Linked DNA regions of Homo sapiens: all the other regions are linked to region 1. A link is a loop called in an ENCODE intact Hi-C map of the cell type or tissue named here. Cell type or tissue: heart left ventricle. All regions are shown on one strand.

Region 1 (4,000 bases):
ACCCATCAGAGGGGAGGGAGGGAGGGTGGTGCTGTTAAAGGGCAGTAGTAACCAGAATGAAGGAAGTGACTGCTTGTCCCACTTCGAGAAAATGAAAATGCTTCAGTGTCCAGAGACCACCACCAGGGACAAGACTTCAAGTTTTCTCCACCCACTTGGTCCTCCCAGGGTCCTTGGGAAAGCAGAGAGGGCATCAGCCCCATCTCAAGACAGGCATAGAATACTGTTCACCTCATTCTCATCTTCTCCCATGCTGTGGATGAGCTGTGTTTTCTTCCTCTCCAGCACGACCAGGATCTTCTCCTTGAGGAAGTTATTTCACTCATTCATTCAGTGTTTATTGAGCACCTAGAATGTTCCAGAAACAGGGCCGTTGTATGAGCAAATGCAGACTTGCCCCAGCCCTCATGGGACGCACAGACAGGGGCAGACGGATGCTTGTTGGGTGATCACACGTTGTGAAGCCCAGCAGCGGGGGTGTGAGGGGAGGCAAAGGTGCCTCGAGAGAGCTGGGATCCAGAGGTTTGACGGCCAGAGCTTGGGCCACACCCAAGCAGAGTGACTCCACCTAGTGAAGCCAACAGATCTGGGTCATCCAGGCCCCAAAATCTCACTGGGAACCTGGTGAAGCCATCACGTTTCTGAAACATCCATCAGGAATGTCCCAAGGGCAGCCTGGGTCCATATCTTCCCTCGTGTACTCAGAGAAGACAGGAGCAATGAACTCAGATCTCTGCCCATTTGGACTAGAAAAACAACACTATTTTGACTCATGTTTTTTGTTGCACAAAGAGGCAGGGGCAGGGACCAGGTGGAAAAACGGGTCTTGAATTACAAACACCAGAGTTCAAAGATAAGTCATTCAGGCTAAAGTAAATATTATTGGATTTAAAACCAAAAACCGTCACCCTAGTGGTGGACTGTGCTATCATTTAAATGTGAAGGAAAATTACCCTTAAAATGGGTGTTTTCTGAGCAGTGTTTGCTGTTTGTTTGTGTCTCAAGAAGGACCTCGCAAGGATGTTGCTTCGGTGATCCCTTTTTCCATCCAAGTCTGGTGTTGCCTGGCTGGGTGTTGAGGACAGGTTCCTTTTGTACCTGGGCCCTTGAGTAGGGTCTCTCTGGGTACGTGAACAGGTGCCACATATTCTTTCTTTAGGAAAATGGCAGGCAGCTGGAACATGGAAAACTTAGCGTTTTAGCCTCACCAGGCATCGTGTGTACAGGAGCCTAGATAGCAAACTCCTTTAGACACAGTGTTAGAAAGTTGGAATTAATAAAATATTTAATGTGCTCCTTGAAGCATTTGTTTTTGAAAGGAAACTTGACGTAAACTAAACTTCCACAGACGTGTTTTAGAAGTGACTGTTTCCAGTAGATTTTCAATGATGTCTGTATACACTCAGCTGTGGCTGTAAAATACAACACACATACTTTGTAAACCTGTTAGTGTGACGTTTTCACCCTGACCTGAAATGTTTAGTATCACTCAGAATACGAGAGTCATGAAGCTAACAGGCTGCAATGTGTTCGGCGCTGTCGCCCTTCCCGTGCAGGAGGCCACTGTCTGCGGGGTCCGGTGCTTTCCCGTCCTGGGCTAAGGTGGGTGGGCAGAGCAGCCTGGACCGTCTGCAGCCACCATGTCCTCTGGACCCCTCTCTGCACCATGCCCACCTCCTCCAGGCCCCCACACCATGCCATGCAGTGGCCGTGACAGTGTTTAGAATCCTTTCTTGTCTTCCATTTCTTCATCATTTTAGGGAGGAAGTGCTGTGCTTTATGTCAAGATGAAACACAACATCTGATTCCTTACCTGGCTCTGCTAGGGCTTAGGAAAGGGGGCTTGGTTAAGGTGGACTCTGCTGCCTGCGGCTTCTGTCCGGGCCCGGCCCCTGCAGCTGTGACACACTGCCATCTGGTGGACACGAGTGGGGCTGCGTGGCTTTCCACGGGGCTGAATAGCCTTCCTGTGTTTGAGGAAAGCTGACAAATCCTTTTTCATTCGGAAGACACACAAAATGAAATTTACTCTACTATGTAAAATAGAGATAGGTTAGACGTTCATTTGCCATCACCTTTCAACAAGAGCTTAATTTTTAGTTTTTCTCTGCATGGTCTCTACTTAAAAATATGCCCAGATTTTATTTTGAGTCCGTTGTGTTCTTCGGAGCAAGGACTTTTTTAAAATGATAAAAACAGCAAACTATGGTTTTTGGGGTTTTTTCCCTTATTTGATATTTTACAAATTATAAAAACAAATGATGTAGACGGTTACAAGCAAAACCATGCAGAACAAAGATGTGTTAAAGCCCTGCCCCCCCAAAATCAAGGTTTGTGGACCCCGTGTGTTTTCTTTCTCAGCTTTCTTGCAAGAAATACCAGAAAGAAAAAAGGGCTTGGGTGGGCCCTTCTTTTACGGTCTCAGATATCTTTGTAGGTAAACGAATGCATTCCTGGAGCTTCATTTATTTCTCCACAGTATTTATCCATTGCTGACCAGCAGCCAGAAAACATACGTTTTACACCGTGGAGCAAACATGCCACAGGCTTTTCAGTGGTAGTTTGGCAGTCTATTAAACTGGATTTTCATATCCCACCAAGAGTTAAACTAGCCTCTTTATTTTCATCTTATTAATATTTGTTCAGCAAACTAACTTACTCTAAGGAATAAAAGGCTTTGGGCCCAGGAGATTTAATGAATTTATTCTCCAGCACGCTAAGTGCTAGATAGATAGTTCACATTTCCTTGTTCTTTGAAATTTTATTTATTTTATTTTATTTATTTTTTTTTTTTTTGAGACAGAGTTACACTCTGTCGCCCAGGCTGGATTGCAGTGGCATGATCTCAGCTCACTGCAACCTCTACCTCCTGGGTTCAAGAGATTCTCCTGCCTCAACCTCCTGAGTAGCTGGGATTACAGGTGCATGTCACCACACACAGCTAATTTTTGTAATTTTAATAGAGACAGGGTTTCGCCGTGTTGGCCAGGTTGGTCTCGAACTCCTGACCTCAAATGATCTGCCCACCTCGGCCTCCCAAAGTACTGGGATTACAGACAGGAGCTACCGCGCCTGGCCTTGAAATTTTGATTTGAAAAATATTTCAGGAATATTTTTCTTTCCATGTGAAGTTGAGAACCACACTTGAATTGCTCCAATCATCCTCACAACTCAACATGGCTGCAGGGCTTCTGGGGCTCTGCCAAATGAGATGGTGCCCATCTGATCAGAGTCTGCCTTCGTATCTGTCCCATCGGAGTCTGCCTTGGTACTCATCTTATCGGAGTCTGCCTTGGTGCCTCCAAGTACACAGTTAGGCTGATGTGGCATGCACATCCGAAAAAATAACTCTAGATGTGCATTTCGACACATCAGCAAATGCAGATGGTATGGGCTGCAGATGGTATGGGCCACAGCTGGAGAGAGCCGTCTTCACTGCGGTATAGCTGGGCTGCACCCAACGTGAGAATGGACATCAGGGCAGAGAGCCGTAAGCAGCTGGGATTGTGGAAAGCGCCCGTGAACACATGGTCTTGGACAGGGCCTCAGGTGGGTCCTTAGCAGCTGTGGCTAAGTGGGCAGAGGGACCACCCCACCACCACCCTGCCCAAAGGGCTTATTTAGCAAAGAGGGGAGAGAGGCCAGCCTGCCCCTGACTGCATCCCACTGGCCTGAGGGATGTGGCCTCTCTGCCCCCATTTCCACTCCTGCTCTTGGGACACAGGAGACTGGTTAGATGAGAGTAGAAAGTTTATTTTTGAACACCCAGGTGTGGGGTGGCTGGGCGAGACCATCTGATGGCTTTGGGAGCCAGGCCGCAGGGTTTAGCTTGGATCTGTTGAGTAGGAGACCCTTAAACATGGCCACCCTGAGCTAAGAGCTGGTCTTGGATTTTGCTTTCTTTTGGATTAACCGAGTATTTTGTGGGATTCCATTTGATCCCTTAACTGGCTGACCAGCTATAACTCCTGGTTATGTTGTTTTAGTGTTGCTCCAGGTG
Region 2 (4,000 bases), 53 kb before region 1:
TCTACAATAAATTCCCAGAGAACATTTAAAATTATTTTCTCCAAATAATTGCACTTTAAACAATCAAGAATTGTGATAGGCCAGGCGCGGTGGCTCACACCTGTAATCCCAGCACTTTCGGAGGCCAAGGCAGGCAGATCATTTGAGGTCAGGAGTTCGAAACCAGGCTGGCTAACATGGTGAAACCCCGACTCTACTAAAAATACAAAAATGAGCCGGGCATGGTGGCAGGTGCCTGTAATCCCACCTACTCGGGAGGCTGAGGCAGGAGAATCGCTGGAACCCGGGAGGCAGAGGTCGCGGTGAGCCGAGATCGCGCCATTGCACTCCAGCCTGGGCGACAGAGCGAGACTCCATCTCAAAAAAAAAAAAAAGAAAGAAAGAAAGAATTGTTATAACAACATTTAAATAAGCGTTACAGGGAGAAAACAAGCTATTGAAAGGTAGGCATTTCATTATCTTTGAAAGTTGCTTTTGTGAGCCTGAGATGCTGTCAATCAAAGACAGCTTGGCCTCTGTTCATCTTAAGTTCAACGTTTCTTCCCCAGCGGTTCTCTAGGCCTTTGCTCGGCCCCTCTTTTCCTTCTCCCCTATCCCTCCCAAGTCGTCCTTCGGCTCCTCAGCACCCATTTTCCCTGCTGCACACCCTCCTGACAACTCCTGCCCTGAAGCCCTGGGCCCGGGTCACGGCGGGAAGGTGAGTGCTCACAGGCGCGAGCTCACGTTACCAAGTTGGGTCAGCGTGCAGAGAAAAGGGAATTGGGAATTGGAGGGCTGTAAAATGTAAATGTGCTTTAAATTTTACATTTCCTGGCGTGGCCAGGACAGGCTGACCTTCCGATTACAATCCGCGTCATCCCGTCGCTTCTGCCCCCAGCCTGGCGAGGTCGGGAACCGTTTCCCGCAGGACTTTCATTGGGAGTTACGAGGGCGCCCTGTGCCTGGAGGTGGCGCGGGCTGGAGCCCTCCCGGAGGAGACCGGCGCCTGGCAGGGGGTCGTCGCGGCCGCAGCCTGGACGGTGTGGACCCCGGGTTCTGCGACGCCAGATCGGCCCCAGCGGCCCGCACCCGCACCCTGCAAGCTCGTTCTCCCCTGCGGGCCGCCGCACCGGGCCAAGGGGGGCTGTGTGCACGCAGCTGCGTCGTCCTGGAAGTCGGCCCTTCTCGGGATGCCGCGTTAGTGGGGTGCCCGGCCGGCAGGTGCAGCGGTGCTGGGGCCTAGGCTTCCGCGTCCAGGAAGCTCAGCGTGGCCTGAGGGTGATGGATGTGGGGGAGCCGGGAACTCATACCCTCGCCCAGCCCCGGGCAGGTCCCCCCCCGGAGGGGACCCCCTCTTCGGGTCGACCCCTACTGGGCGCGGCATCCTCCCCGGAGCGCCCGCTTCCCACGGCCCCTGCGGGTGGAGCTGCGGCCGGAGCCTGAGGGGTCTTTTCCTCCAGGTCCTCTTTCCGGCGGGGGCCGGAGGGGTGGTGATGGACAGCCCGGGAGGGGCGGGGCAGGACCAGGAAGATCCTTCCGAGACGGAGCGCGGGGGGCGGGGCGGGGCTCGCGTTAAGGGAGCGCGGAAGGGCGGGACAGGCCGTGGGGCGGGGCCTGGGTGGGGCGGAGCCGGTGGGGGTGGGGAAAGGGGCGTAACCGGGAGGGACCCTCCGAGGCGGAGCGGCGCAGGGGGGCGGGGAAGGCGGGTCATGGGGCGGGGGCGGTGGGGCGAGTCATGGGGCGGGGACGGGGCGGGGCGTAGCCGGGAGGGCCCCTCCGAGGCGGAACTGCGTGGGGGGCGGGGCGGGCCGTGGGACGGGCGGAGGCGCCCGAGTCCCGCTTCCCCGGCGCCCTTCCACCCCGAGCCCGACTCAGCCCGCGGCCACCTGCGCCCCGCCCCTGTCGGCCGCGCCCGAGCCCAGCGCCGCGAGCCGCTCCCCGGCGGGCTGGCTCCTGGCCCCGGAAGCGCGAGCGTTCACTTAGCGGCGAGTGGCTCCGTCTCCGCGGACAGAGCGCGCGCCCCCTGGCCCGGCCCGCGAGGGGCTCCCGGCGCGGTCCCCGAGCATTTCCCGCCGGGTGGAGCGGGCCGAGCCCGGCAGGATGACCAGCCCCGCGGCCGCTCAAAGCCGGGAGATCGACTGTTTGAGCCCGGAAGCGCAGAAGCTGGTAAGAGGAAAGCGCTTCCGAAACTTTCTTTCGTGACTGCGGCGGGGTTTCAGGGGCTTCCAGCTCGTTCCGAGGTCAATGGCAGGCGCAGGTGCCCGGGAGGCGTGGGGTGGGCTCTGGCGGGACCCCAGCGCGGTGGGAGCGGGCGCAGTGGGCGCGGGTCCGTGAGTGGCCCGGCGAGCGGCGTCCCTCATGCGCTAGGAAGCACGCTTTATTGTGGGACGCCACCTCCAAGGACGAAAAGGCACATGGTCTCTCCCCGCCCGAGGTGATGGGCTGCAGACAGGCTCTGACCAGGTCTGCGCCTGGCCTGGAGTCACAGGGAGCTGCTAGTTTGCTATTTTACAAAATACAGCATCAAGGACCGGGTGGCCAGAGCCGGTGCCCTCACCCGCTGTTGGAACCACCGGGGAGCGGCTGGGGTGCTTTGGAGCACTCAACCCGCTCAGCACCTGGGGACCACCTCCGCCGAGGACTCCAGACGCCAAATCCACTTTGGCTAGTCTCCCGGGTCCGCCCAGCGCGGACAGGATCCTGCCTCTAGGATTTTGCCGTTGTCCAGCTCAATATGCAGTCGTGGGGCTACGGCTGTAGTTTGGCATTAAAATTGGGCAGGGGATGAGGCGGAGAGGGTTTGCAAATACACATTTTCATGCAGCTTGTGGTTGAACATGAATGGGAATAAAAGTGAAAGGGTGCACTTTGGAAAAGAAATATAAAACCCTAGCTTTCCACTTAATCAGGTGTTCGTGGGATCTTGGTAAAAGTATGAGCCCCAAACAATCACTCTTTCATCAGGTAGAAATTAATCATCTACTGGGTGTGTGTGTAAGATTTAAGATGAATCAGACTGCCTTGACCTTGGGAGAGCTTATTAGGAAATGCCAGAGAGAGGTGTAGAAGTAGAGTCTGATGAACTCATACTGAAAAGCCAGTTCTTTGCTTGTCAGATGGTTGCTGTTTTTTAAATGTCCATTTTAGTGTGGTTTTTCTGTGACTTCGTTTAAAACTCTGGCAGTGGGCCAGCCCTCTGGAGCCGGTTTTTACCCCTTCAACTAATTAGTTCCTAGGGGCCTGGGAAGAGAGACCCTTGAATCACCATCAGGGAAGGGTTCTTGAAAGAAGGAAGGGTGGGAATGTGGTTGAGCGGTGCCAGTGTTCTGAGGAGCAGCCTGGGACACCATAGATGGCAGGAGGAGGATGGAGGTGAAGAGCTGCCTGCTGGACTTAGAGTCCTTGGAGAAGGGAAGAGTAAACATTGAGAACAGGATGTGAGGAAACTAGGGACAGGCTAATCAGAGGAGTAGGTAGAGGCACACCTGGAGCAGCTAAGGCACTGGCTACAGGGTCTATTACTTAAGGCTGGGAGCCTCCTGGGCGGGTCTGGGTTCAGATGACTTCGAGATGCTGCCGGGAGGAAGGGAGAGGAAAGTCTGGACTGTGTCCAACTGAGTAGTTATGTGATCAGCCCAGGCCCACTGTCCCTCACCCCCAGTTCCAGAACCCAATAAGCTTTGAAGACCGGAAGGTTTGTGTTTTGTTTTGTTTTTATAAGTTTGTGGCAGAATTTTGGCAGTGAGACTTGCCCTGTCCAATGGGGGGCTAGTTTTGGTCTTCACTGATCCCTCTGAGTGTGAATTTTCTTACGTTTCTCTGCAGTCTTGTTGATGTCTTTGATTAAGGGCTGCTACTCTGGGTTGTACCAGAATATATGGTGTATGCATCTTACTACGTTTCTAATGTCCAAAAATGCTGAATTCTGAATCATGGCCCCAAGGGTTTTCAGAGAGAAGTTGTGAACCTGTAGGAGCTTTTCTTGGTAAATGGTAGCAAAAACTGTATCAGAGTGAGACAT
Region 3 (4,000 bases), 72 kb before region 1:
CTTAAGAAAACAAATCGGAGCACATCCGTGATCCCACAAATGCTAATTTGCTTGTCACACATCAGAAACCCAGGAAGGCACAGAATAGATGCTCTCTTACTGGCTTATAGGTTGGGTACTTTAAAGTTGGAGACGTTTAAATCAGAGATAAACCTATTGTAACAATACATTTCATGTCATGTGAGCCTTTTGTCTTCCAGCAACTAAAGGGAACTGTGGTAGGATGAGCTGGGGTCACAGGGACAAGGAAGACAGGTAAGGGGACGGAAGCCGGGGCAGCAAGGAGTGGCTCAGGAGCTCTCACCCTGCAGTGGGCAGCTCATCACCCCTGCTCCCCGTGTCTGTGTCCCTTCAGGAGAAGCTGGCCAGGGACAGGGCCACCACTCATAGACAGCTCCTCAGCCTACTCAGCACTGCTTTATGTGTCTGTGTGCACACACGTGTGCATGCCTGTGTGTGTGCAGGTGTGTGTGTGCCTGCATGTGTGTGTGCACATGTGTGTGTGTGCCTGCATGCATGTGTGTGTCTGTGTATTCCTTTTGAAACATACTAGATGCCCTCTCTAAGTAAATCACATTTAACTGCTGTAACTAACCCGTCTGGCAACATCTTTTCTTAATGCTTTTTCACTGTTCACCGGGTTGAGGGTTTCTTTTCCTTATTTCCACTTCTGCTTCTTTAACGAAATTATATGACTTGATACAGTATCATTCTTTTCAAATTCAGTGTTTCAGTAAATAGTTCTTTTCAGCAGACAATTACTTAGGCAGAAGTAGTTTAACATAGCATTTGTCTCTGAAAAAAATGTTTTTTTTCCTTTCTGTCTAGATCCTTTAAAATATATAATATTGCATCATATACAATATTGGCCTGTACCAAGCACCTGTATCCAGAAAAGTAAAAAAGCTAACTGGCTTAAACCACAGCAGAACCTGCCTTGCTGGGTCACCTTCCTTCAGTTCCTTCTCATGGTTTCTAGAATTCCTTGAGCGCACACAGCAAGCTAGCTCTACAATCACTTTAGAGAGTGAGGATCGATGCCCCAGCTTCTTGTTTTCTTAGTGGCTTTTTAAAAAATAGTAGACAGTATATAGCTATCTACTGGCAATAGGAATCTCTTAAAATCAAGGTGAGAAATGTAGTTCTTTTGCAAGAGAGTCAGAGTTTTGTGTTCAATGAAAATTTAATATTTGAAAAATAAAAGATCTTAAAACTATTAGTTTTCCATTATGATCAGATGGCTCTGTCAAAATGGAAAGAAAGCAGGGAATTTTCTGTACTCCTCAACACAAAGTTTATCTTGTTCCTGAAAAAATATTGAACCATTTTTTCAATATTTGTCCTTGCCAGGATTTCACCCTGGCACCCGCTGTTGGTGTGTTTTAAATTTGGTTTCCTTCTGATTCTTCTAAGAGAATATCTACTTTATCATATTTTGAAATAAGACTTTACAGTATCCAAATGTGGATGATATATCCTTTTAACTATGTCCCTGATATTGAAGCTCTGAACATAACCTCTCAATTTGAGTCATCTGTGTTTCCAGGTATTGCTATAGCTAAGCCACAAAATACTGAATTTTGGCGTCTTATATAGATGGTTGCAGTGTTTCCATTCTTCACGAAGCATGAGAAATTCTTTTACAATACGATGACCGTGCTCCGTCGTTTTAGGCGAAGAACAGACTTACCACACACTGTGCTTTCTCTCACTTTGTGAGACAGTGAAGGAGGGACCTTCTCTTCAGGTGAAATGAAACCCCCACACGGATTAGCCTAACTTCTTCAGCTAAGGGCTGGGCCTTCTTTTATTACAAATACCGTTGCATCTTTATACACTGTTTCAGTGAAAAAAAAATAAACATGGCAATTCCCTTTCCAAGGCTCTAAGTCACCACCAGGCGGCATAACAGACCTCTGTGTCCCTGGTCTGTAGGAGATGGGACAATGCGGGGACAGCGCTGGGAGGGCCCGCAGGCAGCAGGATGCCAGGGCCTCGCCAGGAAGCCATGGTAGGCGCCCGGGGGGAGTCTGGACGTCACCCCATTCTCAAGGTGAAGCCTCGCCAGGGTCTCGCCAAGAGAGCTGAGGGGTCAGATTCACCTTCTCCCTGCACCTCTGCACTTCCCTCTGGGTTTCCTGTCTGTACATCCAGTGCCGCGCGTGGCGTGGGGCGTGGCGTGGGGTGGTTCCTCACAGTTACCCTCGCTGGGTGTGCGGTTGTCTGACATCAGTCCTCCCCAGAAAGTGCGGCTGCCCCCGGTCGGTCGTTCTGTCTGTAGCTGGCGTGGTATCTGGCACGGCGGAGGCCCTGGGTCCGTGTTTGTGGATGGAATGAATCAATGTGTGAATGAAGGAAGTCACATTGGCAGCAGTGGCGGGGAGGGTACCGTTTGGGGACAATTCAGATCATTCTGAGGAGACATGCTGAGGCCTGCTCTAAGACAGCAGCTGTGGGAGGGCACGGAGTGGCATTAAGAGAGGAAGCTGACTCGATGACGGGCGGAGAGGTGGGCGGAGGCTGTCTCAGGAGCGCCAGCAGCTGGCAGTGAGTGGTGGGCGTTTCCTGACACTAAGGCTCTGTGCAGAGCGCGTCTACAAACACTGTCTATTGTCTCGTTTCATCCTCACAACAACCACCCCTATGAAGTTGTCACTATTATTGTCTCTCCTTTACACATGAGTCTGGGCACAGGGACTTCAAGTGAAGCCTGCTAGGAGGCACTGCTGCTGCCCCCGCGGGAAGGAAATGCAGGGAAGGGACTCAGGGGGCAGCAGGAATTCTGCTTTGGATCTGTCACATTTGAGGTGCCTTTGGGGCTTCCAGGAAGAGGTGTCCAGACGGCAGGGGCTGAGGCTTGGAGGAGTCAGGATTGGAAATATGAACTGGGTGCCCATCAACATCTAGGTCGTGGTCAAAGTGGGTGGTGGGGTATTACAGGAAAGAGCTCTGCAGCCCCCCAGAATCCTAGCCTGCGCCCGCAGATGAGCAGGGGCAAGGACGCAAGGGCAGTTGTGCATTTTCCTTCTTTTCTGTGGCATTCAGAAATAGGCAAAATGTGATACACTGCAAAAGTGACTGTTTGCTATCTGCAGGAGTGGCCATCAGTGTTAGTTAAATGAGAGCTGTGCAGAATGGCATGTGTTTGTCCTCTTATTATTTTTGCTTTAAAAACCTGTTTTAAAACCCTGGTATCAATGGTCAATTATGTGACTTTCAAAAGCAAAAATTAAGGAAGACAAAAGAACTGCATTTGACACCTTGAAAGGCCCAGAGGGATTCTTAACCTTGGGTCCAAGAATTCCCCCAGGGGCCTTTGGATAGATTTCCAGAGATCCCCGAAACTGAATAGGAATAAAAGGGTAGCATTACCTTCCATTATGAATGCGGGCAAAAACCTTCGGTAGTATTAGAAGTGTGACCTCAGCACCAATAGAAACCACAGGTATTTCTCCGTCACTTTCGGGTTGTTGCTGAGAGCTGGGGAAATGGTTTCATGCATCACTGTCAGTATTTGGTGGAATAAGGACGTGCACGCACGTGCTGGCTGTTGAACTGTTGCCTCTCCACTGCAAACCCTCCCTTCCTTGCTGCAGGGCCAGAGCTGTGCCCTATCGGGCCCTGCCCCCAGAGAGAGCCTGGGCAGTGGGAGGAGGGAGCCCGGAGCACGCTGCTTCCTGCCTGCTTCCTGTTTCTGTGAGCGTCACCCCAGCAACGGGATTTCACCCTGGCTGCAGTTGTTGGTTCTGTTTCTAGTGTTTTTCACACGCCCAGACACCACCCTCACCAGTCCCTCCTGAGCCCCCGCTCTGAGGTCCGGGTCCCCACTCCAAGCCTTCTGGGACCATCACCCCGGTCTTTGTCTCCAGCCCTAGCTGTTCCTGAGATGACGCCTCTGTGGTATGAGGCCTCCTTTGCTTTTTCGGCCAAGCAACACCTGTTTAGGGGCTGCCTGTATTGCTTCTATTGAAATCACTGCTGTAATTTCTTTTTCTCCTGA
Region 4 (4,000 bases), 140 kb before region 1:
ACACAGCAGCTGTGTGAGTTTGTTTACAAGCAGAGTCCATGGGCAATGGCACCTAGCATTTCCCATTTCACTCAGAGCAGCAGTTCGGTTTTTAGCGTAGCCTGGAAATCCCTGTAACCCGCCCCCTTCCCTACCCTCATCACCTCTGACTTCTGACCTCATTCTTCTCCTCTCTCCCTGCTCCGTCCCCTCCAGCATCCCTGGCGACGCGCAGGTCATGCTTGGGCCTGACTCTGGGCCTTTGCACCTGCTGTCGCTTCTCCCTGCGAAGGTCCCTGGGAAGTACTTTCCCTGTCTCCCACTGCAGGTCTGTCACTGTGTCCTGTGGCTGCCAGAACATATAACCACCAAGTTAGTGGCTTAAAAGAAAGCGTGCTTACCTTCTAACAGTTTTGGAGAGCACAAATCCAAAATCAAGGCCTTGGGAGGGCTGGTTCTTCTGGGCGCCCTGAGGGAGGAGCCACCCCTGCCTCCCTGTGAGCTTCTGATGCCTGGGCTTACAGATGCACCCTCCAGTCCCTGCCTCCGTCTTCACATGGCTTCTTCCTTGAGTCTCTGCTACTTATAGGAACACTTGCCATAGGATTTAGGACCCACCTGGTTCATCCAGGATAATCTCCTCTTGAGATCTTTAAATCAATTACATCTGCAAAGACTCTTTATTCAAATAAGGTCACATTCCCAGGTACCAGAGGTTAGAGCTTAGACGCATCTTTTTGAGAACCACCATTTGAGGGTCGCCATTCAATCCCCCTACAAAGTCCATGCTGAAAATGTGACCCCCTCCTCCACACCCAGTAAGTTCTTCTCTGACTAACCTACCCAACCACAGCCTGGCTTGATTTTTCTGCATAACACTTATTGGTTTATTGCAGTTTTCCCAACTAGAATATAAATTTCCCAACTACACCTTTAACTGTTTGTTTACTGTTGTAATGCCAGGGTGTTCTGTTTACTGTTATAACCCCAAGTCCTAGGATGAATCTTAGTCCTGGTACATGGTCTTTGAGCCTAAGCGGAGGCCTTTCTGGGGTTTTAATGGAAAACCTGAGGCGCCTACTTGGCAGGAGTTAGACTCCAAATTGTTTCCCTGCAGTGGGCAGCAGCTGAAATCTCTGCTCAGCCTTCAGCCTTACAGGCATTGCTTCCCACTGAGCTGCTTGGAGTCTCACTTGGGTTTTGCAGGGTAGGCTAAAGATTTGAGAATTAATGTGGGCCGGGCACAGTAGCTCACTCCTGTAATCCCAGCACTTTGGGAGGACAAGGCGGGAGGATCACTGGAGTCCAGGAGTTCAAGACCAGCCTGGGCAACACAGCAAGCCCTTGTTTCTACAAAAATAATAAAATAGAATTAATGTGTAATATTTTGGGCCTGTCTCCTTCAAGCTCCCTTCTTTCTAAGACTTCACCCTCAGTTTCCAGCCACTCCAGCAGCCTGAACACCATTCCCTGAGTTCCTGGGCCTTACATTCCAGCCTCCCTGCCCCGAGCAGCCTGGAGAGGGGCCTCGGAGGAAGGTCATCTTAGCGTGAATTTCATCCAGAGCAGTTCCTTTCTTTCAAGGGTCGAGTCCTCTCCATTCTTTGCTTCTTTGGTCAGTTTGCTTCTTTGGCCACTGTCCAGTGTCCTTCAACGGTGCTTTACATCTTATCCAGAGTTGATCATTTTTCTTTGCGGGAGATTAGTTCAATCCATGCTCCTGCAGTTCCTACTAGAACTGGAACTCTCCCGTTTTTTTTAACATTACCTTTAGTGGTTGGCTTGTGCTTCTTTAAAAGCGAAACCACGCTGCCACTGGGCCATGTGGGGCCCTGGGATTTATCCAGGTTAAATGCCGACTTAGAAGTTGGGAGATTGCCTCCATACACAGACTCCTTCACAGCACGTTTTACACATGCACTCAGCCGCTCTGATTAGTAAATCTCCTAAAATAAGTACTGGGCTTATGTTCACTTCCGTTTTGGAAATCAGTGACTCTGCCCTCTGAGCTGCAGGCCGGTCTGTGCCTCTAGCAGGAGCTGCAGTTCTGTGAATGATCCCTCTTCTCTGAAAGGCAGGCAGCCGGAGCTCTGGAGCCCTCCGGGCGAACAGAACAGATTGCTGACTGTGGGGTAGGTCCCCTTCTGCTCTGAGCTCAGCCTCACCACCTTGGGCAGACAGTAAACACAGTCCCGTGTGGTGTCGGCCGGCTGGAGCTCATCCTACAAAAGGTGGCAGAGATGGCGGTGCTGGTGGCTCCGTTTAACCCCAGCATGAGCAGAGGTGGGAAAATCTATGGCCCACGGGCAGGCCTGGGGACTCCAAGCAGGTGGAACAATAACATGAACTTGCCAAGATTGGCCAGGGCACAGCATCTCCACTAGGTCATCTCACAGATGCCCCAAATTCAGTGTGCTCCAAACAACACCCTGGTTCTTCCCGGCCAAATGTGTTTATCCCCTAAGCTCCCTCCTTCCAGGAAAGAGAACTGTCCAGTGAGTTAGGCCAGAAAACCTGGAGTCATCTTAGTCTACAATCCTTGCATCCAACCCATTATCCAGTCCTCCCAATTGTACCTCTGAAAGATTTCTCGAAACCGTCTTTTTCTCTCCATCTCCTCTACCACCAGCATTTAGAAGGGAGTCACATTGCCAATGGCCTCCCGCTGGCTTCAGTTCACGACCGGTTCCGGCCCCAGGAAAGAGTTTGGAAATAAAAGAAGGTAAAAACATGTTTTGCAGGAATTGTTCTTTGCTCTGCCTCTTCCTCCCCCAATCCAGCCAAGCTTTGTGCTTGTCTTTTATCCCTTGAAGACTATCCCCCAGCCATCCTCTCACCCTGCACAGAGGTCACCAGGTCTATGGTAAAGAGCCAGGAAAGAGGTCGGGCAGTCCTGGGTTCAAACCCAAGGTCCAGTGCTGACTGGCAGTGAGTGTGGTCATGTAAGCTCATCTCTAAACCTCAGTCTCCCCCTTTCAGAGAGGAAATAATATTCCTTGGTTTTTAAGGTTATCGTGGAGGCTAGAGCCTGGCACGTGACAGGTGAGTGTGTGATAAACTGTGTTCCTTACCTTTGCAGTCACTGTCAATCGTCATCGTTTAATGAGTGAGCATTTCAGAGGCCCTTCAGTCTGCACGGGACTCTGTGGTTGCTGGAGCCCTGGACCTGGGGCTCACCTTCCCCGACTGACTGAGGCCCGACTACCGTCCTCTAATCTGGGTTGCTATTTCCTGCCCTTCTGGACTCTGGACATAACTTCCTTTGCCTAATACATAGAGCAGTCCTGTTCCTCCTAGCCTTGGCAGCTATCACTGGCCACCTATCTTAACCAGCTTGGCTTTGGCCAGCTACCCCCAGGATCCCTCCTCTGGGCGACTCCCCAAGCTGCTCAAGTCCTGCCTGGCCCAAGACTTGGTAGCCCTACACTCAGCTGACGTGCTGCCACTCTCCACTGCCCCCTGACTAGCATGAAAGCCACTGCGGAACCTGCAACATTCAAGCTATCAAAGGGGTCACATTCCAAAGCACTGCTTTGTCTCTCCACTGAGGTGATAAGCTGCAGGACTTAACTGGAGGTGAGGTGCACGGGGGTGGGAGCCGCAGACCAGGCCCTGCAGTTTACATGGGCAAGTCCTTCACGGCCCCTCGGGGCCTCCATTGATGGATTCCTCCAGGACCACACTGATGGTCCCTTCCAATCCTGCTGGTCGCCTAAGTGCAGAGCATGCTCCCCAGACAAGGGTTCTCTTCTCCTTTCCTTCAAGAACAGGACCTGCGTCTTGAGGTCTTCTGTCTTTCTCAAGATATCTAAATAGTAGCTGATGAACCACATCACATTTGTTGACTTAAAATCAAGGAATATGGAAAGGTATCATTTATTAAGTGCTTATTACACTCCCTGCCCAGTGTTTATGTAAATTATAAAATGACCAACTCTGATGTTCATATATATATATATGTATATATTTTTTCATCCACAGTTTCTGGCTCATAGCTCCACTTAGCCCTTGTTACAGTTTT
Region 5 (4,000 bases), 230 kb before region 1:
TGAGATTTATGCAGGCCTGTGTACAGCACTCAGGCAGTGCCATGAGCCTGTGCTTGTCCCTGCAGAGTCGTGAAGATCGGCTCACTGGAGTGGTACTATGAGCATGTGAAAGCCCGCTTCAAGAGGTTCGGAAGTGCCAAGGTCATCCGGTCCCTCCACGGGCGGCTGCAGGGTGGAGGTAAGGAGTGGAGAGTAAGAACGGCTTTTTGTTCCCAGGCATTTTAGGAATATTAAAGCAGGTTCCTTTGGAGTGTGCATGTGTGTGTGTACGTGTGTGTGTGCATGTGTGTGTGCACATGTGTGTGCATGCACATGCCTCTCTGTGAATTCCTGCTTCTGGCTGCTTTTTTTTTTTTTTTTTAATTTTTGTAGAGACAGGCATCTCACCATGTTTCCCAGACTGGCCTCGAACTCCTGGGCTCAAGCAATCCACCCACCTCAGCCTCCCGAAGTGCTGGGGTTATAAGTGTGAGCCACTGTGCCCTGTGAAATTGGCTCCTTTTTATGTGAGGTGCAAACCTCTGCATCCCACTGGCCTGGTCTGAGCACCTCAGAAGTCCTGGGTGCTGCTGAAGTTGCCAATATTTGAAATTATATTGTTTTCAAATCTTCAAAGTAAGTTGAGAACTCAAAGCCAAGTTTCTGAAACCCAGCTGCTGATTGAATCACCAGGGTGCTTGTTAATACTACATGTTTTCCAAGCCCTTCTTCCCTGGGACATCTGGTTTGGGGCCTAGGCTCTCTCTTTTCAACAAACATTTCACATGAATCTGGTGATTATCAAGATTTAGAGAAATCTGTTGTAATTCAGTTGTTTTCATCTTTTGAATCCAAGTATTTATTTCATGATGAATTTGAAATCCAGGCAGTAGGCTTAAACTAAACAATGTGTTCGCCTGTAAGATCCCCCATAAGGCATTTGGAAGAGATCTTTTCAGGGAGAGGGTGGGAGGATGCCGGGGGGTCTTTTGCATTTGAGTTTGAAGGGAGCTAACCCATCAGTGTTTTTGAGAAAGCTCACCTTGTCCCTGTTACCTGGAGTCCAAGGCTTCTGCCACTAAGCCCGGCCAAGCATTCGGGTGGGACAGCCGCCACCAAGCCAGGTGTCTGGGGTCTCAGTGTCCTGGATGACTCCATCTGCAAGACCAAGGCGAGTTTCTCCAGGGCCACGAGGCAGCGCCTGGCTCCGGCAGCTGGGCACGTCCAGGGCAGAGGCTGTGCTTCTGGATTGGGGCGTCCTCACCATGCCCCAGCCCAGGCGTCTCCCCCAGGCCTTCCTTCTGGAGAGACACCTTATTCGTGCCTGTCTCTTAAAGCCTCAAGTTTGATTGAAGAAGCAGAAGTTGGCATAGACACCTTTGAGCATTCAAGCTCTCGCCGGGCCTGCTGCAGGCATTTCAAGGCATCTTAGCCCATCGTTTAATTTAGGACAGAGGCCACGGAGAGGCACCGCTGGAGCAGTACACCGCACACCACAGGGTGGCTGCACTTTTTGGGTGGTGGGGTGGGGATGGGGGCAGGTATGATCAATCATCCAAACCAGGGCATTTTTAAGAGTAAAAGGAGGCTCTACTGATAACATGCTGCAACAACAGATGTGACTAGGAACGGCCGGTGACATGGGGAGGGCCTATCACCCTATTCTTGGGGGCTGCTTCTTCACAGTGATCATGAAGCCTAGCAGCAAATCCCACCTCCCCACACGCACACGGCCAGCCTGGAGCCCACAGAAGGGTCCTCCTGCAGCCAGTGGAGCTTGGTCCAGCCTCCAGTCCACCCCTAACAGGCTTAAGGATAGAAACGACACATAACACCGGGAAAAGCCATGCTGTCAAGCATCTCAGAATCTCAACCCCAGAGGCAGTCTTTAGGGACTGGGGTGGGCTCAGGAAGCTGTATTATTTCAAAGGACGCAGTGTTTCCACAGCTCAGCCCAGAGCTGCTGGAGTTCACACGGCCCACCAGAACCTGCTGACTTCAAAATCATCACCACCAAGGGGCCAGGAGGTGGCGCTGTGGGGCAACAGAAAACAGAAAACAGCTGCTCCTTGAACTTGGATTCCCAGCAGCTCCCCCAAGCGCCCACAGGGGCTGCATTCCTCCCTGCTGGACACCTGTAACTACAACATTAAAACAGGGCGCAAGCAAGGAACACAAACACTGGGAAAGCTGTGCCTTTAAAAAAAAAAAAAAAAAGGAGGGTAAAAAAGCTTAAGGTTAATGTTTTGAAACCTGACCCAGCCAGGGCCTAATGCAGACCTTGTCCAGCTAGTAAGTGGGCCTCTGGGGGTCTTCATTGAGTGAACCTTCAGAGTGCTGGTGTTTCACCAAGGCCTTCCATAGAGGACGCGGCAGGCTCTGCAGGAAGCAGCTTCGATGGCCGATGGCCAAGAAAGGAAGGGAAAACCCCTGGACTGGTCGCTGGGCACCCAGTCCCCCTACCCCCGTGCCTTCCCTTCCAGTGCCTTTCCCTCTTTCCCTCGGTGGTAGCTTTGCCTGACAGTGCAGACCTCGCCTGACGTCAACACTAGGTTCTTTATGCTCATGTGGTTTTATTTTTGTTTTCTCCTATCAAGAGTGGTCAGAAAATCTCTGTTCCATGTCAGGAACAAGGAAAATCTTTTGGAATTTTTTTGGTTTTTTTCTTTTTTTTAGCATGACTTGATCAGATAGGTAGGATAATGTTGCCCCCTTGGCCCAAGTGCAGAGTGACAAAAGGGACCAACACTAAAAGGATCCCTGAGATCCTGGGATACTTCCTCTTCATGTTCATTGTGGGGGCCGGGGACATCACCCTGACAGGTGGGTCCCCAGGCCCCAGAAAGCTCATTTCCGCATCCCTGGGTGCAGGGGGAGTTCACGGGGTCTCTGCCTGTTGGTTTGGGATGCGTCTCCTCAAGGCACTCACTGTCCAGAGAGAACAAAAATAAAACCAGGTCTGCTCTCTGGCTCTGTCATCTGGGCACGTTCGGAGCCAAAAGCCTTGACCTTCTGAAAGTTCACTGAAAAATCATCTCGTAAAAGGCAGATTCATTGGACAAAAGATTTAGAAATGTGTTTACCGTGTATACATGGGAGCCTTCAGAATACAGACCCACAGATGCAGGGAAATTGTCCATTTTTATGCTTAGGTTCAAGAAAGGGTGGACTGCGTGTGGAAAGAAGATTATATAACAAGGCCGGACCTGCTGCTAATAGGCTGAGTGGGGAACCTAGCAAGGTCTGTCTGCCTGGATTCTTCTTGGCCTTTCCTCCTCCGAGAATGGGGCGGGATGCTCTCTGGAGTGAGGGTCTTATGACCTAAAGTCAAACAAGGAAGGTCAGATAATTTCTTTTTTTATTTTTAATGTTTTTTTTTAGAGATGGGTTCTCACTATGTTGCCCAGGCTGGTTTTGAACTCCTGGGCTCAAGCAGTCCTCCCACTTGGGCCTCTCAAAGTGCTGGGATTACAAGCATAAACCGTGCATGCCCAGCCAGATAATTTCTTTATGGCTAGTTTTTACACAGAAAAGTAGAGGGAAAGAGTGATATTTGTATGTTTTATGGCTGGCTTTGGGAGAAAGGGATACTGGTTTCTATGTCCTGCCTTGGGGAAGAGGGATTCTAGTTTCTGTGGCTGGCCTTGGGGAAGAATGGGCCTGAGAGACAAGAGGGCAGGAGAAGGTCAGAGAGAAACTTTGCTTCTGAGGCTGCTGCTGAGGCCCTCATTTGGGGCATTGTTTTCTGAGCCCCAGCAGCATTGCCAGCCAGGCAGGCATCCGCTGAGTGTGTAAAAATAGACCTGTCAGAGCTCAGACACGGGCACCTGCAGGCCCCTTTAAAACCCTTGACAGCTTTTATCTTTAAGAGAAAGATTTAAGTAAAAAATGTACCATGCTGCCTCCCCCATCTTTCCTTCCACTGGGGAAACTGAGGCCCTCTGAGCCCAGGCAGGCAGCCGGTCCCCTTGACTCACCCCAGCATCTTCCCAGACATTCCTAAACAGGCAGCAAAGCAGTG
Region 6 (4,000 bases), 160 kb before region 1:
ATGCGTTGGCTGGGTTGGTTCCTTCCGGAGACTGAAGGAGAATCCATTCCAGGCCTCCTCCAGCTTCAGGGGCTGCCGGCAACCCTGGTGTTCCTGGTGGCTGCATCACCCCCATCTCTGGCTCTGTCTTCACGTGGCTGCCCCTCTGTGGCTGTGTCCTCTCCCCTTCTTATAAGGATGTCAGTCACTGGACTTAAGGGCTATCCTAAGTTCCATCTTGTTGGCCTTAATTAATTACATCTGCAAAGACCCTCTCTCCAAATAAGGTCGCACTCACAGGTTCCGGGGGTTAGGACTTAATCGCCTCTTTACGGGTGGGAGAAACTCAATTGCACCCACTAGACAGAGAACAGGAGGCTGGACAGAGAACAGGAGGCTGGACAGAGCTTTCCAGCATGGTGCAGCAAGACCGTGCTTCTCTATCATGAGACAACCTCTTCCTAAACGGAAACCACTGCCTGGGCTCTTCTGCCCGCATGTCCTGCAGTTCCCTGCAGGTCCAGGAACTTGAAGTCAGACCAACTCCCCAGGTCAAACAAAGCTGCAGTCTCCATCCAGACAGTAGGACCAGTGATTTCCAGCTTAGATGGGGCAACTGTCGGGACTGAACCGGCTATAAACCTCTGAACACACCAGATGCTCCACTGGATTGACAATGGTGCCAGAATGAAGACCGTGCCCAGAATATAAATGTACACCCATCAGCTGATCTGATGGCAGCTTGCTTAAACTTTCTAAGTCTCAGCTTCCTCATCCATAGCAGGAGCTAATGGTGCCCTTCACCCAGGGTGGCTGTTAAATCGCCTGAGCAAGGAGAGAAAGGGCATATGAATTTTGCTTCTTCTTTCTGTCCTCTTTGCTCTTTGTGGACTTGTTGTCTTAAAACGTGGGCCTTTTATCCACATCTTTCTGTTTCCCATCACTTCAAATCACATTTCTCAGTTTGAATTTGGTTTTATCTTAAAAGCTGGCGCAGGGTGAAACGTGAGCATAAAATTCAGGTTTTCTTCCTCCATTTACCAATCTTAGCCTCTCATATTTTCCTTTTCCATGTTGAAAATGATGGCTGGAGGCTGGGCACAGTGGCTCATGCCTGTAATCCCAGCACTTTGGGAGGCCGAGGTGGGTAGATCACTTGAGGTCGAGTTCAAGACCAGCCTGACCAACATGGTGAAACCCTGTTTCTACTAAAAATACAAAAATTAGCCAGGTGTGCTGGCATGCCCCTGTAGTCCCAGCTACTCGGGAGGCCGAAGCAGGAGAATCGCTTGAACCCAGGAGGTGGAGGTTGCAGCGAGCCAAGATTGTGCCACTGCACTCCAGCCTGGGCAGCAGGAGACAGAGTGAGACTCTGCCTCAAAAAAAGAAGGGGGGGGAGGAGGGGAGGGAAAATGATGGCTGGTGGTTGAATTTACACTAATGTAAAATTCCAGCAAATTTCCAAGGAGGGCATGGGTTTTAGTCCAAGCAATGATAATGCATAATAATAGTCAATGTTTGGCTATTTACAGAACATAGACCCTTCCCTTCCCTGCAGAGATGTAAGGCCCTCAGGTGGGCCCCTGGACAGGTATTTGAGGCAACCTAGTCTCGTGCACTCCGTGGCTCTGACCCGGAAGACAGCATGCATTTATTATCATAACCTTTTTCAGAAACCCACTAACCACATTTCTATATCTCCATGGCTAAGGCCAAAATGTAATTAAAAAATAAAGTTTTGGCTGGGTACAGTGGCTCATGCCTGTAACCCCAGCATTTTGGGAGGCCAAGGAGGGAAGATCAATCTAGCTCAGGAGCTTAAGATCAGTGAAACCTTGTCTCTACAAAAAACACAAAAATTAGCTGGGTGTGGTGGCGCACACCTGTGGTCCCAGCTACTGAAGAGGTGGAGGTGGAGGCTTGCTTGAGCCCAGGAGGTTGAGGCTACAGTGAGCTGTGATCATACCACCACACTCCAGCCTGGGCAACAGAATGAGACGCCATCTTAAAAAAAAAAAAAAAAGTTCCTCTACTAAATTTTATTTTTTTAATTTAATTTTATTTTTTTAGTAGAGACACGGTTTCACCATGTTGCCCAGGCTGGTATCCAACTCCTGAGCTCGGGCAATCTGCCCGCCTCGGCCTCCCAAATTGCTGAGATTATAGGCATGAGCCACTGCGCCCAGCCTCTCTACTAAATGTTAATATCATTTAAGTGGTTTTGCTTTTTTTACCTTTTAATTTAAATAAACAGCCAATTCTGCTCATTGAAGCCCTCTCTGTAGCACTTGGCTGTTTTGTAAAAATAGTGAGCTGATGACAAATTGAAAGGAACATGAAATGGAAACTTATTTTCTGGGGGCTCTAGGACGTCAGCCACGTTCTCGATTTAGAAGGGAAGTCAGCTGGTGCCAAGTTGAATGTGCTCAGTACCTGTTTGTCACCGTCCCCTTCCTGGAAAAAGCCCAACAAGTCTGGGGTTAGTTGTGGCTTCAGCTGGCAAATGTGCACACAAGCACTAGATGTCACCATCCTTCCAAAAGATGTCATGCAGAAAGTCAGCAGCGCACAGAATCTCCCCTGCTGTGGCCTGTTAGGACAGTGGGGGCAGTCCATGGGGAGGTCCAGCCCCCGTCCCTGACACAGCAGGGGCTCCTAAAGCTGCCACCTCCGCAGCAGGCCCTGGCGGGGGTGGGCGGGAGGCTGCGCTCACTTGGACTCCCGTCCCTCGGACTCCCGTCCGTTCTGCCTCTGCTCCTGCCTGCTCTTCTGGCTCCAGCCAGCACGTTGGCTTTCCAGCTTCAGGGCTCGAGTCCATGTCCCTTTCTGGCTCTGCTTCCTGCTTCCTCTGGATGGACGGTGTCTTGCCAGGAGCTGAGCCCACCACCTGTGTCATGTCCTGCTGTGGGCCCCACCCCACACACCTGTCGACTGAACCAGACCCTCGGGAGGGCCCCAGGGACCTGAGTCAATCCTCCTGAAGGCTGACCCCTCGGACAGGGCCGGCCTTGGTGACCTTAAGCCACCCAGGGTGACAGCAACCTTTCATGGAGAGGCCACTCCAGGAAGGTGTTTACACTCCCGTTTCACAGGGAAAAAATCCAGACGGAGGGAAGGAGTGGCATGCCTGTGGCCATCCATCCTGTCCCTCCCTCGGGGATCCTGCAGCCAAGCACTGGGCGTGCTGCCTCCTGCATTTCCAGGCCGCCTGTGAGGACAGCACTCCCATTCTCCTCTGAGGCTCTGCTCCTGGCCTACCCTCTCCCCTGGACAGGAGCCCAGTGTTCTTGATAAAAGCTGAAGCCACACGTGACAAAAGAAGCAGGAGTGTCTGCTCTCAAAGGGTTTTTGTGCAACACAGATCACTCTTCCCCCAAAGCACGTAAGTTAAAGGAGTGAGCACATCCCATCTCCTCATCCTAAAAGTGGCAATATCCACATTTATAATATGTGATCATGTAATTATTATAATGAGGATTAATAATTAACATACACTTTGGGAGGCCAAGGGTGGTGGATTCCTTGAGGTCAGGAGTTCAAAACCAGCCTGGCCAACATGGTGAAACTCCGTCTCTACTAAAAATACAAAAATCAGCATGGTGGTATGCACCTGTAATCCCAGCCACTCGGGAGGCTGAGGCAGGAGAATCACTTGAACCCAGGAGGCAGAGGATGCAATGAGCCAAGGTTGCACCACTGCACTCCGCCTGGGCAACAGAGCGAGACTCCGTCTCAAAAAAAATAATAATAAAATAATTAACATAGGCCGGGTGCAGTGGTGCACACCATGGCAAAACCCTATCTCTACAAAAAATATAAAAATTAGCTGGCTATGGTGGTGCGCACCTGTGATAGCAGCTACTCTGGAGGCTAAGGTGGGAGGATGGCTTGAGCCCAGGAGGCAGAGGTTCCAGTGAGACACTGCACTCCAGCCTGGGTGACAGAGCAAGACTCTGTCTCAAAAAAATTAACATAATGATAATAATAAATTGCATGACATCTATCCATAGTTACAGTAATA

What was found. A loop is a pair of places that touch in the nucleus more often than their neighbours do. Peaks named below come from ENCODE experiments on the same cell type or tissue, not always from the same donor. Only the 100,000 strongest peaks of a DNase experiment are listed, where the experiment ranks them.
Region 2: it touches region 1 in a loop (3-fold over the local background); 63 of 110 quality-filtered maps call a loop at or near these places.
Region 3: a loop joins it to region 1, with 8 times the contacts of the local background. A loop is called at or near these places in 97 of 110 quality-filtered maps.
Region 4: a loop joins it to region 1, with 4 times the contacts of the local background. A loop is called at or near these places in 45 of 110 quality-filtered maps.
Region 5: it touches region 1 in a loop (7-fold over the local background); 63 of 110 quality-filtered maps call a loop at or near these places.
Region 6: it touches region 1 in a loop (12-fold over the local background); 101 of 110 quality-filtered maps call a loop at or near these places.

What each region holds. Positions count from the first base shown.
Region 1 is chr2:237,743,281-237,747,280 of GRCh38, forward strand. The region is part of intron 11 of LRRFIP1 (LRR binding FLII interacting protein 1); the gene reads left to right. Among named protein-coding and RNA genes, the nearest start is that of RBM44, 53 kb to the right of the region's middle. RefSeq lists enhancers at 1,132-1,657, 1,624-1,673. In heart left ventricle, a CTCF peak has its summit at 1,916 (motif pointing left); DNase peaks (open chromatin) are centred at 436 and 1,921; H3K27ac peaks cover 277 bases.
Region 2 is chr2:237,690,377-237,694,376 of GRCh38, forward strand. The region is part of intron 1 of LRRFIP1 (LRR binding FLII interacting protein 1); the gene reads left to right. LOC124906128 (a long non-coding RNA gene) reads right to left here and starts at 1,420. Exons shown (of 2, transcript XR_007088145.1): 1 at 1-1,420. RefSeq lists enhancers at 704-1,579, 763-812 and silencers at 1,013-1,592, 1,603-2,142. In heart left ventricle, no CTCF peak of the experiment used is centred here; DNase peaks (open chromatin) are centred at 1,115, 1,665 and 2,575; H3K4me3 peaks cover 3,334 bases; H3K27ac peaks cover 3,448 bases.
Region 3 is chr2:237,671,332-237,675,331 of GRCh38, forward strand. All of the region lies in intron 1 of LRRFIP1 (LRR binding FLII interacting protein 1), which reads left to right. Among named protein-coding and RNA genes, the nearest start is that of LRRFIP1, 46 kb to the left of the region's middle. RefSeq lists enhancers at 1,749-2,374, 3,495-3,789, 3,743-4,000, 3,846-3,985. In heart left ventricle, CTCF peaks have their summits at 1,897 (motif pointing right) and 3,844; DNase peaks (open chromatin) are centred at 2,110, 2,470, 2,787 and 3,660; H3K4me3 peaks cover 1,396 bases; H3K27ac peaks cover 2,737 bases.
Region 4 is chr2:237,598,457-237,602,456 of GRCh38, forward strand. No RefSeq gene overlaps it. Among named protein-coding and RNA genes, the nearest start is that of RAB17-DT, 9.3 kb to the left of the region's middle. In heart left ventricle, CTCF peaks have their summits at 1,986 and 3,466; a DNase peak (open chromatin) is centred at 2,035; H3K4me3 peaks cover 903 bases; H3K27ac peaks cover 2,542 bases.
Region 5 is chr2:237,510,924-237,514,923 of GRCh38, forward strand. MLPH (melanophilin) reads left to right here. Exons shown (of 16, transcript NM_024101.7): 4 at 66-178. It overlaps MIR6811 (microRNA 6811), which reads left to right and starts at 8; the gene lies at 8-65. RefSeq lists enhancers at 1-479, 1,860-2,360, 2,361-2,861. In heart left ventricle, CTCF peaks have their summits at 2,033 (motif pointing right) and 2,251; a DNase peak (open chromatin) is centred at 2,038; H3K27ac peaks cover 2,537 bases.
Region 6 is chr2:237,579,388-237,583,387 of GRCh38, forward strand. All of the region lies in intron 2 of RAB17 (RAB17, member RAS oncogene family), which reads right to left. Among named protein-coding and RNA genes, the nearest start is that of RAB17, 9.3 kb to the right of the region's middle. RefSeq lists an enhancer at 2,180-2,814. In heart left ventricle, CTCF peaks have their summits at 2,500 (motif pointing right) and 2,701; DNase peaks (open chromatin) are centred at 2,814 and 3,184; H3K4me3 peaks cover 248 bases; H3K27ac peaks cover 1,565 bases.